2 separate regions of the Homo sapiens genome follow, and region 2 is linked to region 1. Evidence: read pairs that join two places in POLR2A ChIA-PET (ENCODE). Cell type or tissue: CD4-positive, alpha-beta T cell. All regions are shown on one strand. Each heading gives the region's core, and the rest is flanking DNA. Links, peaks and the distances in the headings are about the cores only. Region 1 overlaps SNRNP27 (small nuclear ribonucleoprotein U4/U6.U5 subunit 27). Region 2 overlaps ADD2 (adducin 2).

What was found. Peaks named below come from ENCODE experiments on the same cell type or tissue, not always from the same donor. Only the 100,000 strongest peaks of a DNase experiment are listed, where the experiment ranks them.
Region 2: POLR2A ChIA-PET joins it to region 1 with 5 read pairs; 1 of 35 experiments calls an interaction of 5 or more read pairs at or near these places.

Annotation. Positions count from the first base shown.
Region 1 is chr2:69,900,809-69,905,198 of GRCh38, forward strand. It overlaps SNRNP27 (small nuclear ribonucleoprotein U4/U6.U5 subunit 27), which reads left to right. Exons shown (of 6, transcript NM_006857.3): 5 at 2,373-2,437; 6 at 3,446-4,390. The coding sequence ends at 3,500. Among named protein-coding and RNA genes, the nearest start is that of SNRNP27, 9.0 kb to the left of the region's middle. In CD4-positive, alpha-beta T cell, for the core only: no CTCF peak of the experiment used is centred there; a DNase peak (open chromatin) is centred at 1,783; H3K4me3 peaks cover 1,198 bases; H3K27ac peaks cover 2,152 bases.
Region 2 is chr2:70,684,357-70,688,746 of GRCh38, forward strand. ADD2 (adducin 2) reads right to left here. Exons shown (of 16, transcript NM_001617.4): 9 at 3,668-3,766. Among named protein-coding and RNA genes, the nearest start is that of ADD2, 82 kb to the right of the region's middle. In CD4-positive, alpha-beta T cell, for the core only: no CTCF peak of the experiment used is centred there; a DNase peak (open chromatin) is centred at 2,665.

The sequences.
Region 1 (4,390 bases), core at 122-4,121:
CTCCATCAAGAAGCTTGCAGTCTCATAGGGAAAATAACTTTATGATGTACATCATGGTTTTATAGGGTAGAAAATAGAGGGTACTGGGCTGGGTGCAGTGGCTCATGCCTGTAATCCCAGCACTTTGGGAGGCCGAGGCGGGGGATCACGAGGTCAAGAGGTCAAGACCATCCTGGCCAACATGATGAAACCCCATGTCTACTAAAAATACAAAAATTAGCTGGGCGTAGTGGTGCATGCCTGTAGTCCCAGCTATTCGATAGGCTGAGGCAGGAGAATCACTTAAACCCGACAGGCGGAGGTTGCAGTGAGCCGAGATTGCGCCACTGCACTCTAGCCTAGTGGCAGAGCAAGTCTCCATTTCAAAAAAAAAAAAGAAAGAAAGAAAGAAATAGAGGGTACTGTGAGGAAGGCACAGTTAACATTTTTCAGCAGTTAGAGAAGAGGGCACTTCCTGGCACCTGGAATGTTTGAATTGGGCCTTGAACAATGGGTAATAACCAGATAGTTCAAGTTGGAGGCAGGGAAGGCAATTCAGGCATGAGGAACAACATGGGGGAAAGTGGGTATGTTGAGTTGACTTGGCTGATCAGAAGACCTGAACAAGAATTTGTGAAAAAGAGGATGGGTGCTACATTCAGAAAGGTCAAGATGGAGTAACACATAACAACCTAGCATTTGTGTCTGTTATTCTGTTCTGATTCTTGATTTAAAGATCAAAATTGGGCTGGGCACAACGGCTCATGCCTGGGATTCCAGCACTTTGGAAGACCAACACAGCAGAATTGCTTGAGACCAGGAGTTCAAGACCAGCCTGGGCAACATAGTGAGATCCCATCTCTACAGAAAAAAAAAATTAAAAATTAGCCCAGCTTGGTGGCATGTGCCTGTAGTCCCAGCTACTCGGGAGGCTGAGGCAGGAAGATCACTTGAGCCCAGGAGTTTGAGGCTGCAGTGAGCTATGATCACGCCACTGCACTCCAACCTGGCGACAGTGAGGCCCTGTGTCTAAAAAATAATAATTTTTAAAATGAACAAAAAATTGCAAGGGTTGTACAAGAAATGGGATTTAGATGAATGGCAACCATTCCAGCCATGATATGAGAATATTATTAGCTAAGGTTGTAAGTTAAATTTTGTGTGAATGTGAGTTTTTCTGGAGATTATACCTTTTATCTGGTTTCAAGGTATTCTTTGACCAGAAAAGATTAGATTCTGCTACCCTACTTTCTCAGCATGCTTTGCACATAGTACATACACTGTGAATGTTTGTTGGTTTGAATATTAATTGCTTATACACGATTGTAAAAATGTGAGCAGAGAGTTATACCACTTGGGAGCTCATAGGATCTGGAAATTATCTCTGCCTCATTGGACTCTCCTCCTTCCTCCTTCCTCCTTCCTCCTCCCTCCTTCCTCCTCCCTTCTTTCTTCTCCTTCCTCCTTCCTTCTTTCTTCTCCTTCCTCCTCCTCCTTCCTCCTTCCTCCTCCTTCTTCCTCCTCCTCCTCCTTCCTCTACTTCCGCTGCTGCTGCTGCTGCTCTTGCTGCTGCTTCTGTTTGTGCTGCTTCTCCTGCTGCTGCTCCTGCTTCTTCTGGTTCTGCTTCTGCGTCTGCTTCTTCTGCTGCTCCTTCTGCTGCTCTTGCTTCTTCTTCGGCTTCTGCTGCTGCTGTTTCTGTTTCCTCTGCTGCTGCTGCTGCTTGTGCTGCTGCTGCTCTAGCTTCTGCTTCTGCTTCTGCTGCTTCTGCTGCTCCTTCTGCTGCTTTTGCTTCTTCTGCTTCTGCTGCTTGTGTTTCTGCTTCTTCTGCTGCTTGTGCTGCTGCTGCTCTTGCTTCTTTTGCTTCTGCTTCTTCTGCTGCTCCTTCTGCTGCTCCTTCTGCTGCTCTTGCTTCTTCTTCTGCTTCTGCTGCTGCTGTTTCAGTTTCTTCTGCTGCTGCTGCTTCTGTTTATTCTGCTACTGCTGCTTCTGCTTCTTTTCTTCTTCTGCTTTTCTTCTGCTTCTTCCCCTTCCGCTGCTGCCGCTGCCGCTTCTTCTGCTGCTTCTCCTTCTCCTCCTCCCCCTCGGCCCCCGCTTCTCCCCTACTTCCCTCTTCCTTCCTCCTTCTTCCTTTCTCCTCCTTTCTTCTTCTTCTTTTTTTTTTTTTTTTTTTTTTGAGACTGGATCATGCTCAGTTGCCCAGGCTGGAGTGCATTGGTGTGATTATGGCTACTTGCAGTCCCAAACTCCTGGGCTCAAGCAATCCTCCCACCTTAGCCTTCCGCCAAGTAGCTGGGAGTACAGGTACATGCCACTGCCACCACACCTGCTTTCATGTATCCTGATTTAATGTATCCTTCCTGTTTTTTGTCTGTTTGTTTATTGTTTTTCTTCAGGGTAAGAAGGTGGATGGCTCTGTAAATGCCTATGCCATAAATGTCTCTCAGAAGAGGAAGTACAGGTATGCATAGCCCCCATTATTATGTTTGAACTAATAAATCAGTTTTTTACTTCAAACTTTATTATGAGATAATCATGTTTGTAGGAAATGTAGCAGTTTTCCATACTGTTCCTTGTTTGAATGAAATATTCATTGCTTATATTCTGGTGTGTTAAAATTGTTTTCCCATTTACATGTAAGCTAATAGCTATTAGAGAGAGGGTAGTTGGCTTAAATATTTTAGGACTATAGATAGTAATTTCCTCAGAAAAGCATAATTTCAAGTCTATGGGCTTTGATTTCATTATAATTTAGGTATAAGATAGATCCCTCCTAAACTAGATTGATTATGTAAGGATTTCAACTGTAAATATATTCTTCTGTTAAGTATAGGCATATTTTATTTGTACCACAGTTTTGGAGCGAACCAATCCATACATGAAATCTCACTGAATTCTTAATGAATGAAAAAGTCAAGATATTTTCAAACATTGCCTTTCTCTCTAACTTTGTCGCTGATAAAAGATTAATAGTCCAGTTAATTTAGATTATGAATCATGTGATTGAAAATGCTATAAGCTAAGGTACTAGAATCATCTTGGACAGTCTTTTGTAAAATTACCTTCAAATAAGGTCTTAGGGGGAGAATCATTACAGTGTGCAATTGAATTTGCTCAATGGGTGCCTGTTTTGGAACTCTTTTCTATTTCTAAATTATATGTTTCGTGTTACCTAAAATAAATAAGGATTTTCAATTGATTTTTTTTTTAAGTCTGTAAATCTTCTCAAATAATTTCAAAATTAAACTTCAATACTGCTATCTGGAGTTAAAAGAAATCTGAAAGTCTTTGGTTTATTTTGAAAGTAAAATAATCTCTAAATATACATTAAATTACCTTGAATAGTTTCTACCCTAGACTTTGCTATTATAAAGATGGTTTATAGTTTTCATCTCTGATGCATGTTTTTTTTTTTATAAGAGGAGTATAGGATTAAAAAAAAACAATGAATTTTCTCTTCTCATCATAGGCAGTACATGAATCGAAAAGGTGGATTCAACAGACCTTTGGATTTCATTGCATGAGAATTGAAGTGTTGAAGGATGATTTTTTTTCCCCTCATCTTGGTCAGAGAGTGGATTTTGTATTTTGTATTTAACTTGCATTCAAAAAACAGGATCTCAGTTCTCCTTTCTTGTAAAGTAAGAAAATCTTATTTATGATATATGCAGTTAACTTACCTTGCCTCAACAGAAGAAAGGTTAAATATTACATTTTTTTCTTTTAGGAAATATCATTTGTGGCAGGCGTCAACCCCATTTTATTTGTCCTTATTCCTGTGGAAGCAGTATATGTTTTCTTCCTGAATGCTCATTAGGACTTCTTAAAAAACATGAAAGTAATTTGGAAGTAAGTTTATCCAATAAAGCAGTATTTCTACCCTTTTAGATTTGATAAATATTTTTATTACTAAAGAATCTCCCCAGACATTTTCTTTTTTTTTTCACACATAGATTTAAGTATCTTGATTGTTAGTAGTCTAAAAATGGGAAGAATGAAAAAGCATAACTAGATTTTTCTATCTTCTGTGGTCGCCCGCCCCCCCCCAAAAAAATACCATTTATGGTTCTCTCCGCAAGTATAAAAGCATTACATGCAAAAAAAAGATCTCAGAGAAAACAAAAGTAAAAGAAAAGCAGAAAATCACCTGTTATCTACTCCCAGAAATAATCAATTTCAACATTTTGGTATATGTTTTTCCAGGCTTCTTTGGGTTGATCCCACCTATGAGATCAGAATATGTATGCAGTTCTTTCTTTAACCCTTTTTTCTCCTATGTACTGTGAACATTTAAAAAGTACTTTTAAATATTCTTTGGAAACTTAGCTTTTAGTAACTACTTGGTTGTATCATAATTTATTAACTAATGTTTTATTGGTAAACATTGGCTTGCCTCCCATGACTTGCCATTATA
Region 2 (4,390 bases), core at 189-4,188, 780 kb after region 1:
CCCACCTCAGCCTCCTGAGTAGCTGGGACTACAGATGTGCACTACCACATTCAGCAAATTTTTGTATTTTTTGTAGAGATGGGAGTCCTGCCATGTTGGCCAGGCTGGTCTCGAACCCCTGGGCTCAAGCAATCTACCTGCCTTGGCCTCCCAATGTGCTGGGATTACAGGCATGAACCACCATTGCTGACCTCTCCTATATTTTTTTAAAAGTCACTTGAAAGAAATAGGCTGGCTCCCAAGCCAATGAAATTTATTTGTAACCTCATGGGATGAATTCACAGGTCCAAAGGAAAAATACATTCTCCACAATGGGGTTAGTCAGTCAAGGAAGCCCAGAGAAAGGAGACAGATAAAATGCTTGTAGTGTACAGCCAAGCACTGTGCAGGGGTGAGAGTTCCCACACATGGACTTAGAGTGTCTGTCTCATTGTCAAGGCTCCATGGGGAGGGCAATGCAGGTGGTTGTAGGCAATGGACTCTGAGTATTAGGACAAGAGGTGTGTGTATATAGCAGGCAATTTTGGAATGATCCTAAAAAACACTCATTAATCTAACAAATCCCCTTTTTTTTAAATTCTGTGCTTATCTAATGGTACATTCTATTTACCCTCATGTATCTACCACTCAGATATAATTGGTTAGGGTTTGGCTTCCTGGATGACAAATCTAGCTACATAAAGAGACAATGGCTTATGAATAGTCCAGGTGGTGAGCCAGGTGTTCTGCACTGCACATTATTATATTAGCATTCCAATAAGATATGATATCCCATGTTAGCCTGCTTGTTATGGGAAACTGCTTTAATTATGCAAACTTTCAGTATTTTTGTGACAGTTATTTTTTACTGGAAATGAAAAAATCCAATTTAACCTGCTGACAAATGCAGGTCTATGAACCCAAGAGGATCAGGGACAGACCTTAGAGTATGTTAAATTCATCATTTAACAAATGCCCCTGTGATACTTCTCTGAGGTCAGCCAGGCAGCCCTCCCAGGTGACCCCCGTCACCCTATGAAGAGAAGGAAGCAAGAATATTATCTACGCCCTTCTCGTCCAAGCCATGTGTCTAGCAGAAGATAAACAGACTTCTCCCACTGCCCCTCACAGTCCTGGTGAGGCAGCGCTTCTCCAGGTAGTGTTTAAGGGCACAGACCTGGGCACCAGGCTGCCCAGGTTTGAATCCTGGCTCTGCCACTTACCAACTGTGTGACTTTTAGTAGCTATTTACCATCTGTGTACCTCAGTTTCCTCTAAAATGAAAATAGCAGAACCTACCTTGTGAGAAGTCTTTAAGGTAATAGATCTAAAGCACTTAGTGTATCACCTGGTACATATGGGGTGAAGTATAATGTTCTAATGAATGAATTTTGAGAAGCGCTATTCCCTGGGGACCCATACTTAATGGAGAAGAAGAGAGGGAGAGACTGCCCACAACCTTGCAAGAGCTGCCTCCTCCCACCTCCCTCTTCCTCCCCCAGTTTCCATGGTGATGGGTAGCAGATGGAGAAGAACTGCTTGAGCTTCTTCCCATCTGCCTGTCGGCAGAGCAGGGAGCTGCCTCTCTCAGCAGGGGATGACCCAGTTTCCTGGAACCCCAAATTGATGGGGATCAGAGAGAACACCATCCCCAGGAGAAATAAATAGGCTCTCAGCCTTGAACTACTAACATGACCACAGCCACGTTCGCTTGTTTGCCAAGGTCACCAAGGAAGAAAACTTGGCCCACAATGGAAACAGAGCTTCAGTGCTGGCCGCTTCACCCAAAAATGACCTGGCTAGGGCTGCGCTCCCAGCGGCACCTGCAGTCACTGTTACCTAGGCTCTTTCATGCCCTGATCCACCCACACCTCCTCTAGGCTTTCCTGCTTTTTTCTTCCACATCTTCCAGCTCTATTCCCGTCTCTAGAAGCCTCTCTGCTCTACCAGCTGGGGGAAAAAAAGGTCACTGGAGCTTGCCCGGGGTTATCTGTCTGCATTGCCTGAGGTCCTGTAACAAGGTCTCAGCAAACCAATCCTGAAACGAAAGTGATAGCAGCTGAGGGAAGGGGGCTGTCAGGTACAGAAGCCCACAGCTCTGCCCTTGAAACTGCCCAGAAACTGTTTCTGGGGTTCTGGATCCTGGGAGAGGCATACTTCACCATGTGGGGTGGTGCGACACATGGGCATCCCTCTCCCTTCATTTTTAGGGCTGAGCTGTCTTTGCAGAGATGATGTTTTTACAGGAGATATTTTCTTATTGAAGAATCTTCTCCAGAAGGAAGATAGGGAGCTCTTAAGAGTTCAGATGTGGGAAAGGGAGAGTAGCTTCCCGGTATCCCAGAGGCTCCACCAGATTCTTCCACCAGTCAGTGGTCAGAGCTTAGGGCCAGAATCTTTGGTTGGGCAGCAGCCGGAGGCGCTACATCACATCAGAAAGGCACCAGCTGGGTCTGTGTCCACCTGCCCCTGTTCTGACCACTGCCTCTAATACTTCATCATTATCTTCACAGCTATCCTCACCACATATCCTTTTAAAACGATTGAAAAGGTCCCACTGCAGAGCCTCCACCAGCGACACTTCCAGGCAGATCTCAATCTCCCCAGAGTGCCTCCAAGAGAAAGACCTCTTCCTCTGGGTGCTGCTCTGCCTAGGCCAGCCAGGAGAGGGCGGACGGGACACCAAGGGGCTGGGCAAAGAGCTGACTCATCCAGGAGCAACGGGCCTCCATATGTCAGTTGAGTCCTAAAAATAGCATCAGCAACACCCCTCTTTGTGTCCTCACAGTGACCCGCTGGGCCCCACGTCTACAGTTGAGGAGACAGAGGCTCAAGCAGGGCAAGTCCTCTACCCAAGGGCACACAGCCCAGAGTGGGGAGGATGGAGCCTGGTCAGCCTGGTCTGGTTAATAAGGTCTTTTCAGGGTTGTGCAAGGCCCCCTACCTGCCCCTGACCAACTTGCCACATTGAAAAGTGTGTGCTTGGCTTATCCAACACCACCTTGTTGTCTATACAACTACAGGTTTGTCTGTTTTCCTACTGCTTCTCCAACTCCTCTAGGGGGTTCCCTGATCACTGACACTACTGTCTTCTCCATCCCTTCCCGGTTAGGGATTTCATGATGGCTTCCTGGATATCACTTGGGGTTGCTCTGGCTGTTAAGGCTGCCACGTCAACACTCTGATTGGTCTGCTTTCCGCTTCTTTTTCTGGACGTGACCATGTCCCTGGCCTTTGCAAACCAACCCCCTCCCCTCAAAACAAACAAACAAACAAACAAACAAACAAACAAACAAACACCTACCTGTGTGTCTGTTGGGCATAGGTGCAACAGGTATACCCCACGTAACATATGAGCATGGTAAAAAATTTCTTTGCCTTATTACAATTTCTCCCACTGTCCAGTTGATGAGCCCAGGCAGCTCCCCAGACTGGGCACTGACCCCTAAGAAGTGGGTATTTATTGCTTGTTAGACAATGTTGATGCATTTTTCAAAGCCACAGAACTAATCCTAAGTGTGAAACTTTAGAAGGATAAGATGGTGCCAAGGCAGAGAAATAGGGCAAGGCTTTTAGATGGCTGGGATCAAAAGACTCCCTGAATCACAGCCAACAGGGTCACCACGTTTGCCCACAGGCCCCTGTCAGAGCCCACTCCTGGGCCCACTTTCCAGGAGAATTTGCTCACCTGTATCTCACATGCAGCCTGCAGGTGGAAGATCTTGTAAAATGCCTCCTCTACCGTGTCACCCAGAGCAACCACTCCATGGTTTCTTAGCACCAGGATCTGTAGAGAAATAAATAGTCAATTAAAACCTTAAGTCCTCTAAACTTTAGTTAAGAGGGAGAGGTTTTCCATTTTATTTAGATCAACTTCCACAACCAATCCCAGGGCCCCTTCTCCCAACTCCTTATGTTCTCTAATCAAATACCCCAAAGCTACCCCACATGGGATTTTAACTCAAAGCATCTACCCTAAGAAATTGAAAAGACATTTTAAAACTGGGACTAAATAGCTTGATCAATTTCTTTAGGCAACGCCTGGGTTTTTATGCATTTTAAAAATTGAAATTGAAAAGGCATTTTAAAACTGAGACTAAATAGCTTGGTCAATTTCTTTAGGCAATGCCTGGGTTTTTAGGCCTTGGAAAGCTTAGAAGCTTGAAAAACTGCTGTGTATATTAAAGTGAATGAAGTTGTTTGCTATCCAATACAGAGTTCCCACCTCAATAGCAATCTCTTGCTCCTGTGACTTAGTTGACGTGGGAGTCAAAACCCAGGGGGCGGCTCTCTGAGAGGTGGCCCTACAGAAACAGGTGAGTCACGTCACCTCTTTGGGTCTTAGGTTTCTGCACCATAAACTCAACAAGGCCCTGTCAGCTCTGAGATCTCACAGCTCTAGAAAGAGGCC